2 separate regions of the Homo sapiens genome follow, and region 1 is linked to region 2. Evidence: chromatin loops called from intact Hi-C (ENCODE). Cell type or tissue: mesothelial cell of epicardium. All regions are shown on one strand. Links, peaks and the distances in the headings refer to the core of each region. The heading gives the core; the rest is flanking DNA. Region 1 has its middle 12 kb from the start of CDC42SE2. Region 2 overlaps CDC42SE2 (CDC42 small effector 2).

Evidence for each region. Hi-C counts contacts between places; a loop is a spot of excess contacts. Peaks named below come from ENCODE experiments on the same cell type or tissue, not always from the same donor. Only the 100,000 strongest peaks of a DNase experiment are listed, where the experiment ranks them.
Region 1: it touches region 2 in a loop (16-fold over the local background); 14 of 110 quality-filtered maps call a loop at or near these places.

What each region holds. Positions count from the first base shown.
Region 1 is chr5:131,247,648-131,255,995 of GRCh38, forward strand. It overlaps a transcript of CDC42SE2 not described here. Among named protein-coding and RNA genes, the nearest start is that of CDC42SE2, 12 kb to the right of the region's middle. In mesothelial cell of epicardium, for the core only: no CTCF peak of the experiment used is centred there; no DNase peak of the experiment used is centred there.
Region 2 is chr5:131,364,205-131,372,552 of GRCh38, forward strand. The region is part of intron 3 of CDC42SE2 (CDC42 small effector 2); the gene reads left to right. Among named protein-coding and RNA genes, the nearest start is that of CDC42SE2, 100 kb to the left of the region's middle. In mesothelial cell of epicardium, for the core only: no CTCF peak of the experiment used is centred there; no DNase peak of the experiment used is centred there.

The sequences.
Region 1 (8,348 bases), core at 269-8,268, 120 kb before region 2:
TTTATTTATTTGTATAGATAGAGTTTCACTCTCACTCAGGCTGGAGTGCAGTGGCGGGATCATAGCTCATTGTAACCTGGAACTCCTGGGCTCAAGTGATACTCTCGCCTCAGCCTCATAAGTAGCTGGGATTATAAGCACAACAAGCCCAGCTAATTTTTAATTTTCTTTTTGTAGAGACAGGTCCTTTCTTTGTTTTCCCAGCCTGGTCTTGAAATCCAGGCTCCAAGTGATCTTCCTGCCTTGGCCTCCCAAAGTCTGGGGATTACAGCCATGAGCCACCATGCCCAGCCATAAAACAAGTATTTTACAAAATTTGATAGCTATTCATAATTTTAAAAATTATTTACAATTTTTTAAATAATTAAAAAATTTTAGTACATTAGAAATAGATGGAAACTTCCTTAACTTGATTAAGAGTATCTATACTAGAAAATCTAAAGAAACATCCTTCTAAATGGGAAAATATTAAAAGCATTCCTTTTTTTTATTTTTTTATTATTATTTTTTGAGATGGAGTCTCACTCTGTTGCCCAGGTTGGAATACAGTGGCGCGATCCCAGCTCACTACAACCTCTGCCTCCCAGGTTCAAGCGATTCTCCTGCCTCAGCCTCCTGAGTAGCTGGGACTGCAGGCGCATGCCACCATGCTTGGCTAATTTTTGTATTTTTAGTAGAGACGGGGTTTCACCGTGTTGGTCAGGCTGGTCTCAGACTCCTGACCTTGTGATCCGCCCATCTGGCCTCCCAAAGTGCTGGGATCATAGGCATGAGCCACCATGCCCGGCAGAAGCATTCCCTTTTAAAACAGGAATGAGATGAAGATTCCCCTGTCATTTTTTCTGTTTAATCTTCATTGGTGGTCCTAACAAGTACAGAGGCATAAGGATTGGCAAGGAGGAAATAAAACTGTATTTGTGGTTGATATGATTCTTTACCTAGAAAACCCCAAATAATCTTCAAATTAACAAGATATCTGATGTGAAACAAAAGTCAATTGCATTACTACATATTAGCAACAAACAACTAGAAAACATAAAGAGAATAAACTGTTTACAGTAATATCAGAGAATATCAACTATCTAGGAATAAATCTAACAGAAGTTAGCCAAGACCTCTTTACGGAAAATTATTATAAAACGTTGTTAAGAAACACGAAAAAGTTCTGAATAAATGGAGAGCTGTACCTGTGTTAATGTGTAGGAAGACTTATTATTATGAATGTATCAATTGTCCCCAAATTTATCAAAATACCCAATGTAATTCCAATTAAAATTCCTACAAGAGCTTTAATGGAACTTGATAAGATTACTCTAAAATATATATATTGAAGATTAATAAGTGTCCATGAATAGCCAGGTTACATCTTTTTTTTTTTTTTTTTTTTTGATACAGACTCTTGCTCTGTTGCCCAGGCTGGAGTGCAGTGGTGCAGTCTTGGCTCACTGCAACCTCTGCCTCCTGGGTTCAAGTGATTCTCCTGCCTCAGCCTCCCGAGTAGCTGGGACTACAGGCATACACCACCACGCCTGGCTGTTTTTTGTATTTTTAGTAGAGATTGGGTTTCACCATGTTAACTAGGCTGATCACAAACTCCTGACCTCAGGCAATCTGCCCACCTCAGCCTTCCAAAGCTCTGGGATTACAGGCGTGAGCCACCACGACCGGCCAGGTTATTTCTAAAGAAGTATCAGGGAGAGAGGATTTGTCCCAGTAACTATTAATATTTATTATGAAACTAAAATTAATAAGATGGTGTGGGATTGGTGCAGCAAAAAATAAATTAACCAATGAAACAGAATGGATATCTTAGAAACTGACCCACACATAAATGTTTGATATATGATAAAGATGCCATGTCAGAAAAATGAGGAAAGGAGGATCTGTTTAATAAATATAGCAGGAAGAAACTGGATTCCTACCTGGCACTATATACAAAATCTCCTCCATTTGATTTGATGACTTTACTGTCAAAAACAAAAGTTAAAAACTCTTTGTAATTAACATCTCCTAGACAATATTAAAATTGAGAACTTTTGTTCGACAGCTTTATTGATCAGAAAAATGCAAATAAGGACTGCAGAGATTAGCTGGGTGTGGTGGTGCATGCCTGTAGTCCTAGGTACTCAGGAGGCTGAGGCGGGAGGATCACTTGAATCCAGGAGTTCGAGGTTGCAGTGAGCTATGATTGTACCACTGCACTCCAGTCTGGACAACAGAGTGAGATGCTGTCTCTAAAAAAAAAGAGCATAGGGAGATATCATTTTACGTTTATTCAAAAGGCAGCAACTTAAGGAGTCTGTGCTAAGTGTTGGGAAGGCTGTGGATCCATTGCTTATGAAAATGAAAGTTGGTTCTGGGGCATAATGGGTACTAAACAACAACAAAAACAGAAAATGCAAATTGGCAAATTGTGTCATTATCACTCCAAATTGAATATTCATATACCCTATGAGTCAACAATTCTACTGTTAGGTATACATCAAGAGAAACTCTTGCACATATACAACAGGCACCAGGTAAAAGGACAATCATAGCTCCACTTTTTACAAAAGCAAAAACTTGGAAACAACCCAGATGCATGCCCATCTACAGGAGAGTGGATAAATAATCTGTGGTACATTTCAACAGAAAATATTATACAACAATCAAAATAAGTAATTTACAGAGACAGCAACAATGTGAACTTATATTGACACATGTTAGTTGAAAAGAATAGGTTCTACACTATTACATAGAGGAAACAACAATTTCAGAATGAGCTATCAAGCCACAGAAATACATGGAGGAAACTTAAATACATATTGCTAAGTGAAATAGGTAAATCTGAAAATCATATTGTTATTCCAAATATATGACATTCTGGAAAAGGCAAAACTGTGGAGACAGTAAAAAGATCAATGGTTGCCAGGGACTGTGGAGCCAGGGTAGGGGGAGGTGGGAAGGTGAAAAAGAAATGAATAGGTGGAGCATAGGAGATTTTCAGGGCTGTGAAACCATTCTGGATGATACTATGTCATTACACATTTGTCAAAACCCACAAAACATATAATAAAAAGAGTGAACCCTCATGTAAAAACTATGAACTTTAGTTAACAAAACTATAGCTTGGGCCAGGCGTGGTGGCTCTATCTGTAATCTCAGCACTTTGGGAGGTTGAGGTAGGAGGATTGCTTGAGCTCAGGAGTTAGAGCCCAGCCTGGTAAACAGAGCAAGATCCCAGGGTCTCTTAAAAAATACTATGGTAATATTGGCTCAGCAATTACAACAAATATACCACATGAATCCAGCATGTCAACAAAAGGGGGAATTGGAGGGACGGACAGAGAGGGAAGTAGGGTTATATGAGAACTCTCTGTACTTTCCACTCTGTCAACCTAAAACTGCTTTTAAAAATTTCATTAATTTTAAATTTTTTAAATGTATTTTAAAAGAATATATAGATACAATAAAACTATATAAAAACAAAGCTAAGAAATGATTAGCAATAACAAATAAATGACTTAACATTTTGTGTATCTGTTTTATTCAATTACAATTTATCTGTTAACAGAATATGAAAGTAGAACTGAAATGCTTTTGTAGTGCGCAAAAGAATATGTTGGGCAGGTCTTGACTGGAGTAGAAGGGCATAATAATCCTCTTTGAATTCTTTCTCTTCTACACCAAGAAATCACTGTGGAGATAATTCTTTTTACTAAAGGTAATCATTTTCAAGAAAACTTTCATCTTTTCCCCATTTAGAAAATTCCCTGATATCAGCTTGTCAAACAGCCAAAATGTTAACATCAAGTAAGTTAATTTCCTTTCTCTTTTAAGTCATCAGCCTCTTCTAACAGGTTCTTATATTTTTATCTTTGCATTTAACATGCTTTTTAGTAAGATAGAATATGCAATTTTATATTGTGAGAGAAAGCAAAACTAAAAAAAGAAAAAAAATTGTCTGGAAAACAGTACATGAATAGCAGACTGCCACATGGAAATAACATTGCCCAGGTTGAATCCCATATGTGTGCAATTACTCTTCTAAGGAGATAACTCCAGCTAGTATAAAACTGTTCCAATTAATAAAAAATAAACCAGGGGCTGGGTATGGTGGCTTGTGCCTGTAATTGCGGAATTTTGGGATTCCGAAGAGGGTGGATCACTTGAGCCCAGGAATTCGGGACCAGCCTAGACACATAGTGAGACCTCGTCTCTACAAAAAAATAAAAATTAACTGAGCATGGTGGCACACGCCTCTGATCCTAGCTACTTGGGAGGCTGAGTTGGCAGGAGGATCGCTTGAGCCTAGGAGGTCAAGGCTGAAGTGAGCCATGATTGTGCCACTGCACTACAGCCTGAGCAACAGAGCAAGACCCTGTCTCAAAAAAGTAAGAAGAAAAAAAGAGAGAAAGAAAAAGAGAATGAGTGGAAGGAAGGAAGGAAGGAAGGAAGGAAGGAAGGAAGGAAGGAAGGAAGGAATCATGTAGGTACTATAATTTCAGGTTCTCACATACTATCCTTTATGAATGAAGGTTACAAGAAGCTTATCAAGGATAATTAATTAAAGTAAAGCAAGACTATTTTAAAGTTCAAAGGTTTTGTATGATACATTAAGCATATGTTCATATATTTGAACTTTACTCTTAAAGCAACATCTACTCTTAAAGCAACATCATTAGTACCTTTTGTCCTCCTGCCTGGCTCATTATCATATTCTAAATAAAGTCAAACTCCTTATCGGCCAGTTGCGGTGGCTCACGCCTGTAATCCCAGCACTTTGGGAGGCCGAGGCGGGTGGATTGCCTGAGGTCAGGAGTTCAAGACCAGGCTGGCCTACATGGTGAAACCCCGTCTCTACTAAAAATACAAAAAAAATTAGCCGGGCGTGGTGGCGTGTGCCTATAATCCCAGCTACTCGGGAGGCTGAGCAGGGGAATTGCTTGAACCAGGGAGGTGGAGGTTGCAGTGAGCTGAGACCACGTCACTGCACTCCAGCCTGGGTGACAGAGCGAGACTTCGTCTCAAAAACAACAACAACAAAAAACTCCTTATCATGATCTAGTGCCTCTTTTTGCAGGTCCAGCATCATCTGGGCCCACATGCACCCTTCCTCTAGCCCTGAACTCATTCTCTAGTTCCCTAAAGGCATCAGCCTCTCATATCTTCCTGATTTTATACATGTTATTCTTCTACGCACAGAGAATTTCAACTTTCCCTCCATTCTCGGGTAATTCCTCTCAAGCATCTGCTCTTTTAGGAATCCTTTCTGGACCCACACAGGTTAAGTCAAATTTCCTCCACTAGATCTATCTCTGTGATAATACTTCTAAACTGCGCAACTTCCTCTTCGCACAAGGGTAATGCTGGAGCCGGAAGCTGTGGTGGCAGTTTCTTGATTCAGCAGCTTCCTGACTAGAGATAGAGCCAGAGCAGAAGATGGGCAGAGTCTGCATGTGGCTGCAGGACCTCTGTCAGAGAATGAAACACTCATCGCATGGTAAGGCTGGTCTGAGAGCAAGGTCAAGATAAAGAGCCATATCCTAAAAAAAAAGAGAAGCAGCCAAAAGCTGTTTGGGTGTACGGGAGGTGAGCTTGGGAATACCTCAGTGGCGAAGGGATGTCAGAGGTAGTATGAGGTGAAAAGAGCTGTTGGAATACATAACAGTGCTAAATTGCTGGATTGTCTTCCACCATTCTTCATCACCATCCCAACAGCTTAAGGATAGAGATTTCTATCACGAAATCCCTACTACCTACTATAGCCACTCAATAGGTGGACAGCAAAAATCTGTTGCATTGAATTGATCCTATTAACTCTCCCTTAAAGACCATTCTTTAGAACTTCTTACAGGCCTGGCACAGTGACTCATGCCTGTAATCCCAGCACTTTGGGAGGCCGAGGCGGGTTGATCACCTGAGGTCAGGAGTTTGAGACCAGCCTGACCAACTTGGCGAAACCCTATCTCTATTAAAAATACAAAAATTAGCTGGGCATGGTGGCACATGCCTGTAATCCCAGCTACTCAAGAGGCTGAGGCAGGAGAATCGCTTGAACCCAGGAGGCGGAGGTTGTAGTGAGCTGAGATTGCACCATTGCACTCCAGCCTGGGCAACAAGAGTGAAACTCTGTCTAAAAATAAAAAAAAATTAAAAAAAGAACTTCTTACAAAGGATACTTTTCTAGGAAACTTTTCTTCCTCACTATGAAGGATTGTCTTTTGACAAATACTTGCGTTAGGTTTTTTTGGGAATCTCTCATAGTCACTTTCAGTGTTCCACCTTGCATTATGCATGTTCGGATGTGTCCTATATTTTCTGAGTCCACTTTAGGAGAAACACCACTGTCTGAATCATCTCTGAAGATTTCACAGGGCTTTCTGTTCAGTGGAAACACCACAGATTTTTTCTTCTTTTTATTATACTTTAAGTTCTAGGGTACATGTGCACAACGTGCGGGTTTGTTACATAGGTATACATGTGCCACGTTGGTTTGCTGCACCCATCAACTCGTCATTTACATTAGGTATTTCTCCTAATGCTATCCCTTCCCCAGCCCCGCACCTCCCCCCAGCAGGCCCTGGGGCACACCACAGATTTTTTCACATGTGTATAGAAATAATAAGTCTTGGTTGGGCACGGTGGCTCACTCTTGTAATCCCAGCACTTTGGGAGCCTGACGCGGGTGGATCACTTGAGGTTAGGAGTTCAAGACCAGCCTGGCCAACATGGCGAAACTCCATCTCTACTAAAAATAAAAAAATTAGCTGGCCCTGGTAGCCAGCGCCTGTAATCCCAGCCACTCGGGAGGCTGAGGCAGGAGAACTGCTTGACCCCAGGAGGCGGAGGTTGCAGTGAGCTGAGATGGCGCCACTGCACTCCAGCCTAGGCAACAGAGTGAGACTCCATCTCGAAAAAAAAAAAAGAGAGACAGAAAGAAAAAGAAAGAAAAGAAAAGAAATAGTAAGTCTTTAGGTGGCTGCTGTGCATTGCTCCTATTACCCACCATTTCTGATTTGCTTTAGTCTTCATTCTTGCATAATGGGTAGGTTAACTTAGAAAGAAAAAAGCTTATGTAGAACCAAAAGTCTAGTCCAATGTTTTTAAAGGAAAAGCAAATGACATGAATATATAATCATCTACTGAAGTTACTTTAAAAAGCAATGAAGCCAACATGCTTTCTACAGTGCAAGATAGATTTTTGTTTTAACCTAGTTATCATGGTTGCCAAGTATTACTTTAACTATGTAGCTTCGATTTGTCATATGTTTTGGAAATGAAATTAGAAATCTGTGTACCACTTACACCCTGATCCTCTGATTGAAGTGTGACTCATTATAACCAAGAACTGATGGGTAAAAAAAAAAATCTTCTAAGTTTGCTGTGTGCCAGAATGGGAAATATGTGTATGTGTGTGCTCATATATTTATAATTATCGCTTATCATTTATTTATGTTTATTTTAGAATTGACAAAGAGTAAAGGAGAATTTGCTGAAATACTTATTTAAAGTCTAGTACTAAGCTGTCGGGTACCATAGTCACTAGCTACACATTGCTACTGAGCACCTGAAACATGGCTATTCTGAATTGAGATGTGCTGTAAGTATAAAAAATTCTGAATTTGAAGTCTTAGTTTAAAAAATGTAAAATATATCATTAATACATTTTATATTAATTGCATGTTGAAATGACAATATTTTAAATAAATTATATTATTAAAATTACATTTTTTTAATGTAGTGACTTGAAAATTTAAAATTACATATGTGGCTTGAGTTATATTTCTGTAGGACAGCATTGGTCTATTGTATGCCATAATTTAGTTACTTTTACTATAAAAAGATTGCGAGAGAGCCGGGCGCAGTGGCTCATGCCCGTAATCCCAGCACTTTGGGAGGCCCAGGCCAGATCACGAGGTTAAGAGTTCAAGAGCAGCCTGGCCAACATGATGAAACCCCATCTCTACTAAGAATACAAAAATTAGCAGGGCGTGGTGGCATGTGCCTGTAATCCCAGCTACTCGGGAGGCTGAGGCAAGAGAATTGCTTGAACCCAGGAGGCAGAGGCTGCAGTGAGCCGAGATCATGCCACCGCACTCCAGCCTGGGTGACAGAGCAAGACTCCGTCTCAGAAAAAAAAAGATTGCAAGGAAGTTGTGAAAAGAATTCCACTATAATAATGGAGGCAACTTATTGATAGTCTACTATGCTGCAGGCATTGAGATTTTATATGAATTATTAAATTTAATTCTTGCCAAATCTTATTAGGTAATTATGCAAGCATTATTATATTTTATGATGAGTAGACTGGGACTCAAATATGTTAAGAAAATTGCCCAAAAGCCCAAGATCAGATAATCTGCAAA
Region 2 (8,348 bases), core at 243-8,242:
AAAAAGAAAGCAAGAAAAAAGAGGATGACGTTGGAGAAATGGGGATATGAATTTAAATAGTGTGTTCAGGGAAGGCCTCTCAGATTAAGTGCTGTATAGGCACAAGTTTAAGGGAGTAAAATACACAAATACTTGGGGCAAAGCACTTAGAGTGAGTAGTAAGTGCAAGGTTGGGTGTGTGAGTGGAACATCAGAGAAGGCAGAGTGGCTGTGAGGCATGGGGCCAGTGGTGGGAATGAGGTCTAAGAGGTAACCAAGGGCCAGTTCATGTTTGGTCTTCCAGGTCATGAAAAGACTGGTTTTTATTCTTTGTGAAATAGGAAATCATTGAATGGTTTAGAGCAAAAAGCCAAAGTATGTGGAAGAACATACCTATTTTTTCTAGTGGTTTGACTTACTGTATGCTCAGACAGAGAGCACTGACAAACCATACTGCACACTGTAGCCCAGTGAGCCACTTCACTCCTTCATGCACATTTAGCCTCCTCAGCTGTCTGGAGTTGAGTATGGAATATGCTCTGCAATAAGGTTGCTTATTCCCTTTGTGGCTTTTCTTTCTGCCATTTGTTGTTGTTCTGATGTATAGTTTTAACCTATAATAGTCAGGGTGGGGGCATGAGGATATGTGCAAGTGATGGTGCTGGAGTTGCCACAGTGAAACAGAGGAAGTGCAGTGTGCTCAGTGTTTAGATGGTTCAAGGTTACTTCAAGGGAAGTGGTTGAGGAAACGGAGTGGGGATGGATCAGTTAGACAGCTAAGGATTGCTATAAGACCTTAGACATTTTAGAAAACATCAAAGTTAGGCCAGGTGCAGTGGCTTATGCCTGTAATCCCAGCACTTTGGGAGGCCGAGGCGGGCTGATTACCTGAGGTCAGGAGTTCGAGACCAGCCTGGCCAACATGGTGAAACCCTGTCTCTACTAAAAATACAAAAAATAGCTGGGCGTGGTGTCGCATGCCTGTAATCCCAGCTACTCGGGAGGCTGAGGCAGGAGAATTGTTTGAGACTGGGAGGCGAGGGTTGCAGTGAGCCGAGATCGTGCCACTGCACTCCAGCCTGGACTGGGCCACAGAGTGAGACTCTGTCTCAAAAAAAAAAAAGAAAACATCAAAGTTACTACTGCAGCCTCAGAGGATGAACCAACAATTCCCATGAAAGGTGGCTAGAGGGAACTCTAGCTGAGGGCACTCCATGAGGGGATTTATGTAAAACAGAAAAGTGATTGGTCAAATATGATGGATCTCCATAGCTACTATGCAATAATAACCTCGTATGGCACAGATTTGTATAGAACTTCCATTTTCAGGAACCACATTTTATACCCTAAATTAGGTATGAGTATAGTAAAAGTGTCAATTTTTTTCCTTCTTCTGAAAACACAAATGTGCATGTTCCTGATTTAATTTCACACATCACATTATAAAACCATAGTCATCTCAAAATGCTTAAACTAAATGGATTTACTTAATAAAAGAAGAAAATTAGCCTTATCAGGGCCTGGCGTGGTGGCTCACACCTGTATCCCCAGCACTTTGGGAGGCCAAGGCGGGCGGATCACGAGGTCAGAAGATCGAGACCATCCTGGCTAATGTGGTGAAACCCCGTCTCTACTAAAAATACAAAAAATTAGCCGGGTGTGGTGGCGGGTGCCTGTAGTCCCAGCTACTCGGGAGGCTGAGGCAGGAGAATGGTGTGAACCCGGGAAGCGGAGCTTGCAGTGAGTGGAGATTGCGCCACTGCACTCCAGCCTGGAGACAGAGCGAGATTCTGTTAAAAAATAAAGAGAAGAATATTAGCCTTATCAGTTGAGAAATGAAAACCCTACGTTTTAGAAAAACATCATAGAAGACTGATTCAAATGTTTTAACTGTACTACTAAACCTAGAAATTCTAAAGACTAGTATACTGGAACTACCTCCCCTGCCTTAGGACTGACTATTGCTATTTTCTTGTAGATAGTCACTTTGTAATGTAGTGGATGGTATTCACTGTATATTGTACCTCTTCAGCTCCTTTAATATAACTGTGGAGATAGTTTGAATTTGTCTATATGTACTTGAAAACAAACTAGAAAGGCTCTTTTCAAAACTGTGGAACAGACAGGTTCTGGTGTTCCAGTACTGTTGTCTGTGCCCTTAACCAATTAGGAACTGTTGGTAAGCTAGTGTCCATAGCATTCGGCGTGAGTTCAAGATGGGGAAAAGGGATAAGAAGGCAGTAGAAAGCTATTTATGTTTTGAAATTATAATGCTTTTATAAGTTTGTAAATGTCAGAGAAGAAATTTTGCTTTAATGTTTTTCGGTTGAGAATGGAGTTGATCTTTATTCAGTTCAGATTGGAGGGTTTTTTTTGTTTGTTTTTTTGTTTTTTTTACTACATACCTCAAGATGAAGCAAGCCATTTCTTTGTAAACCATGTGGTTGTTGCAATTTTTAGTTACTTAAAATGTGACATCAGCAAAAGTAATAATCTTTAAAAGAAAAATTAAATCTTCTTTCAAACTGTAATATATTTGGTACAAAAATTATAAAACAGGCCAGGTGCAGTGACTTGCACCTATAATCCCAACACTTTGGGAGGCTGAGGCGGGAGCATTGCTAGAGCCTAGGAGTTCGAGATCAGCCTGGGGTGTAACATAGTAGGACCTTGTCTCTACAAAAAATTTTAAAAATTAGCTGTGTGTGGTAGTGTGTGCCTGTAGGCCCAGCTACTCGGGAGGCTGAGGTAGGAGGATTGCTTGAGCTGGGAGGTTGAAGCTGTAGTGAGCCAGGATCGCATCCCTGCACTCCAGCCTGGGCAACAGAGTGAAACCCTGTTTCAAAAAACAAATTTTTTATATATATATATAATTTTATATGCTTATATATATAACAGGTCAAAATATACAATCAAATATATATGTGTGTGTGTGTATATCATATACATATGTGTGTATATATATATCATGTAATGATATATATATGTGTGTGTATATATATCATGTAATGATGCACAACAACAAACAGATATAAGCTCCTACCCAATACAGATGATCTGTTGGTGGACATTTGAGTAGTTTCTAGTTTTAAGTTTTTTTTCTGTTACAAACTGCTGTAAATTCTTGTACATATCTCAGTATATACATGACTTTGAGTATACTTGTTTCTGTAGCATATATATCTAAAAGTGGAAATACTGAATTGTGGGGTGTGGGCATGATCAGTTTCACAAGATAGTGCCAAATTATTTTGCAAAGGGATAACTGCTCCCACATTAATGTGGTATAGTTTCACTTTCACAACATCTTCATTAATGCTTGTTTTTTCACTTTTTAATTTTTGTCAGTCTGATGGGTAAGGTGGGATTTCATGGTATTGTTCTTTTCCGATTGCTAGTGAGGTTAAGCGAAGCACTTCTTCATGTGCTTGTTGCTCGGTATGGTTTCCTCTTGTGTGAAAGACATGCCTGTTCATGTCTTTTGTACATTTTTAAAATTTCTTATTTATTCATAGACTTCCCTCTTACGTTCTGAATACAAATTCTTTGTTGGTTATGTGTGATTTAACAAAGTACCTTTTTTGGCTTATATTTTTGTGCTTAAGAATTTTTTCTTACCTCTCATTCATAAGGATAATTCACCCAAATTTCCCTATAAAAGTGGAATAATTTTGCCTTTTAGAAGCCTGGAGTTGATTCTGTGGATTTTTGGAGAAGGGATTTAATTATATTTATTTTCCATGTGGGGAACCCTCTGTCCCACAGCGACTTCATAAGAAGTCTTTCCTGGACAGGCACGGTGGCTCACACCTGTAATCCCAGCACTTTGGGAGGCCGAGGAGGGTTGATCACGAGGTCAGGAGATCGAGACTGTCCTGGCTAACACGGTGAAACCCTGTCTCTACTAAAAATACAAAAAAATAGCTGGGCGTGGTGGCGGACGCCTGTGGTCCCAGCTACTCAGGAGGCTGAGGCAGGAGAATGGCGTGAACCTGGGAGGCGGAGCTTGCAATGAGCCGAGATTGCGCCACTGCACTCCAGCCTGGGCAATAGAGTGAGACTCCATCTCAAAAAAAAAAAAAAAAAAAAAGAAGTCTTTCCCCTCCCCACTGGTATGCAGTGTACATTATCAGGCTTCCCTACATGCATGAGTCAGACTCTAGATTCTGTTTGACCATTTGTTCATCCTGGTGCCAATACACGATGATACACAATGTCTTCTAGAGTTTGCATTAATACTGTTTTGATATCTGGGAGGGCAGATCCCTTTGTCTTTGTTCACCTTTTGTCGTGTTTTGGCCAGTCTTAGTCCTTGACTATTACAGATCAGTTTTAAAATTAGTTTGTCAGGTTTTCCATAAGGCCTGTTGGGATTTGGATTAGACCTGTATTGAATATAATTCCCATTTGTGAAACTGGTGTATCTTTATTTTTAAGCTATTTCCATAAAAGCTTTTTAAAACTTATATTTTTAAACATATTCAGAAGTAGACAGTAGTATAATGAGCCCTGTGTACCCATCTCTCAGCTTCAACAACTTTAATTCTTGTCTAATCTTCACCTCATTCCATCCACTTTATCCTTTGCTCTATTATTTTGAAGCCAAATCTGAGACATTATATCATTTTGTCCATAAATATTTCAGTATCCCTAAAAGATAAGGACTCTTATTTAACATAACCACAATACCATTATAATACCAAAAATTAATAATTTGAAAGGATTTATTTTACATATAAATGTACAGTATAAAAGTTATGAAACAAATATATTATGAAGCACATATTACTCGTTAAGAAATAGGACATTGCCAGCACCCCAGAAGCCTCCTTGTGTCCTTTCCAATTACACACGTGCCTGTTCCAACACCTGGAGGAACTGCTGTCCTGATTTTTATGGTAATCACTTCCTTGTTGTGTTTTACGATTTTACCATCTATGTATGTATCCCTAAACAGTATAATTTAGTTTGCCTGTTTTAACTTTAAATGGAGTCATTACTGGTTGTAATCTTTTGCGTTTTCTTCTTTCATCCAATGGTATATTTATAAGATTGATTCATATTGATGCAGATAGCTAATTTTTATGTTCATTTTTCTTTAATGTTTTCTTGTTTGGCTGTACCATAATAGATTTTTCCATTACAGTTCTTTTGATAAACCTAGTACGCGACTATTATGCACAATGCTCTTTTGTGCATTTGTGTATGTGTAGCCTGGTAACATGTGCCCAAGTTTTTCTAGGGTATATACCTAGGAGTGACATTACTGGGTCTAACAGCTGAGGAAGTTACCTTTACCAAGCAAAAGCAAATTCTTTTAGACTTGATGTTACCATCTTACATTCCCACCAGCTGTTTGAGTGTTCCATTGTGCCATATCCTCTTCAACACGTGGTATTTTCAGACTTCAAAATTTTTATCATTGGGGGAAGAATGTAGTAACAGTTTTTTGAAGGTTAGCCTTGTATTGTTTTGCATTTTAATATGAGAGTGAACAGTAACTCTGACTTATTAATAGGTTGTGAGCTTCAGGATTATGCACAAATTAGAGATTTATTGAAGTAGTAACCCCAGTTCCACACTTCCACACCCTTTGTCATCAGCATATTCCATTTCTATTACAGTGTAAGACTAATTATTTCAGAGTACAGAAAAAGACACATTTAGATAAACTGAAGCAGATTAAAGTGACTTTATAAGACAACATCTTTGTTTTTATGTTTAATTTCAAGTATGGTTAAGCACTAATTTAATTCAGTGCTTTCTGCTTATTCTGTTTCTAGTAACTCTTACAGAAACAAGTGTAGTCAGTAGCCAACATACATCCATGTCAGCCTATATATGACTTACTAGGAGGGCTTAGTTTTTTAAAAGAGATGAAAAATAAAGAGAAGGTCTAGTATTTTCCTCCCACATTCCAACAGATCATTTTATGTGCCCCCTTTGGGTGAGCACATTCCATGTTGTAGACCATTGATCATAGTAGTCAGAGCATGGAGCTCTGGAGTTCAGAAAAATTATTTTATTATTGTTGTTATGACAAAAATAATTACCATGTAAAGGAAAAGAAAAGAAACTCAGCGAAAAAATTTATGAACAAAAGAGAAAAGAAACTTATGGTTAAATAATTTTTAAAATAAATATGGCAAATGAGCATCAATTATTTTTTTTTCTATATGCCCATTGGAAAATATCATCTTGCCTCATCTAATAGGCAACGTTAAGTGGAGTCACTATGTGTTCCTCTTAACTGGAAGATTTCTTTCATTCAGTGTGAATACTGAAACATTTATTTTACCTTTTTTTTTTTTTTCTCCCCAGCAGAGACAGGGTCTTGCTTTGTTGCCCAGGCTGGTCTCAGGCTTCTGGCCACAAGTGATCTTCCTGCCTCAGCCTCCCAAAGTGCTGGGATTACAGGCATGAGCGACTTAGCCTGGTCAAACATTTCTTTAGTTGTTTGAAAGTCATCTGACTATATCTGTGAAATTATGTTTATTTAGAAAACATAGCCTTTAATTACAAATTCTGTTATTGTGTAAATGATGTGCAAATCTCCATCTTTTCATGAGGTGGCTAATGATTAAAATGGCCAAAGAGTTGCTTCTAAAACACCAATAGCATGAATTTTTTTTTTAAACTGACTTTTGGGGTTTATAAGCCTAGACACAACAAGAATGAAGAGGATTAAGCCTTTGTCTGTCTAGAGTTAGTGAGGATTGGGTTCTGATTCTCACGTGGCCTTGATGTATACAAATAGGAAAGAAAGGAATACTGGTAAGGAACTCAAAATTGCATTATTTTTCAAATCAGTAGTAGGGTGAGACTAGGTAGTGCATTGTTGTAGAAAAATAAAATGTTTTTGCTGATATGTATCTGTGACTAAAGGGAAGTTAGAACTTAAGTAATTATCTGGGATTTAATAATATAATGGTATTTTAATAACTATCTGGGGCTGGTATTTATGATGTTTATAATATATTGAACAGTTTTAGAAGCACTTTTTAAGAATCTGTTCATCTGTGATGTAAACAGATGGTATAAACCATTCAGTTTTCATCCTCTCAAACTTGTTCATATTGAGTAGGAAATATTACAGATATATTTTATTAGCAGTTCTCATGCAAGACAAATTCTAGGTCAGTTCTCAGTTCTCGGGGTACCCTAAAGTTTGGTCTGATCTCTTATCACCTTTGCACATAGTAAAAATTCTTCTGGTTCTTAGATATTTCTGGTATTTATGTTCCATCTACTTTTGTCTATTGAACTTTCTTATAGTTTCTTGAAAAGGTGTTATGCTTACATTCTTGTTTTAGCAGATGGGATATTGTTTGTTTTATATGTGATTTTGTTTTCTTTTGTGAAATGAAAATAATTTTCATCCAATCTTAATTTTAGATCTTAGAGACATCATAGGCAAACGTAGTCAAATGCATGTGGGCATGCGTGCATGCGGATTTGGAAAACTATAATAAGAAGTTAATTAGTAAACTAAGTTAAGATCAGTGAATTAGTGGCAGAGCCTTTTGCATTTTAAGACCAGTTTTCTTTCTAGTATATTTCAGTAAATTTTATCCAAATAGAAATGAACACCCATGTTGGATATAAAGTTGAATTGTGAGACTATGCAGATACAGCACTAGGTGATAAGTTACAGTGAAACAAGCAGTGTTTCAGTATTTCAGAAAGCGTTTCTTGCTACCAAGTGTTAATTATTATCTGCCATTTTTACAGACTTAGTTCAAATGCTTTCATATATATTAACTTAATGAGAAACATGTCTATCATTTTAATTTATTCGTTTCCCCCCCTTATTCCCCATCACTGTTTGTTTTGTTTTGGTTTTGGTTTTATTTGTTCTTGCAGTGTCTACCTGGGTAACAGTTGGGTGATGTCTTCATTGGGATCTTAACATGAACAAATACTTATGCATGTACCTGTTATGTACTTATGCATATATTCAAAAGTCATTAAGATACTGGTGATAGTGTTAGCTGTCTGTGGATCATTTGGGATAAGTAAACAGAATCTCCTCTACATTAAGCAAAAAAAGATATTACTCAATGCCATTTTTTTGGCCTACCTTATGACAGATAAAATTTTTAAGAAACCTAAGGCAAATGTGCTTTCAGGAGTACTTAGCTATAGGAAGTGATCATATTTTTAAGAACTCCAAGGTTCTTAAAAACCAAACAAGTTTTTCCCCTTTTCATGTGAGGGCTGGTTCTCTATTAGAGTTGGTCAGAAAGGCTGGGCGCGGTGGTGGCTCACGCCTGTAATCCCAGCACTTTGGGAGGCTGAGGTGGGTGGATCACGACGTCAGGAGATAAAGACCATCCTGGCTAACACAGTGAAACCCCGTCTCTACTAAA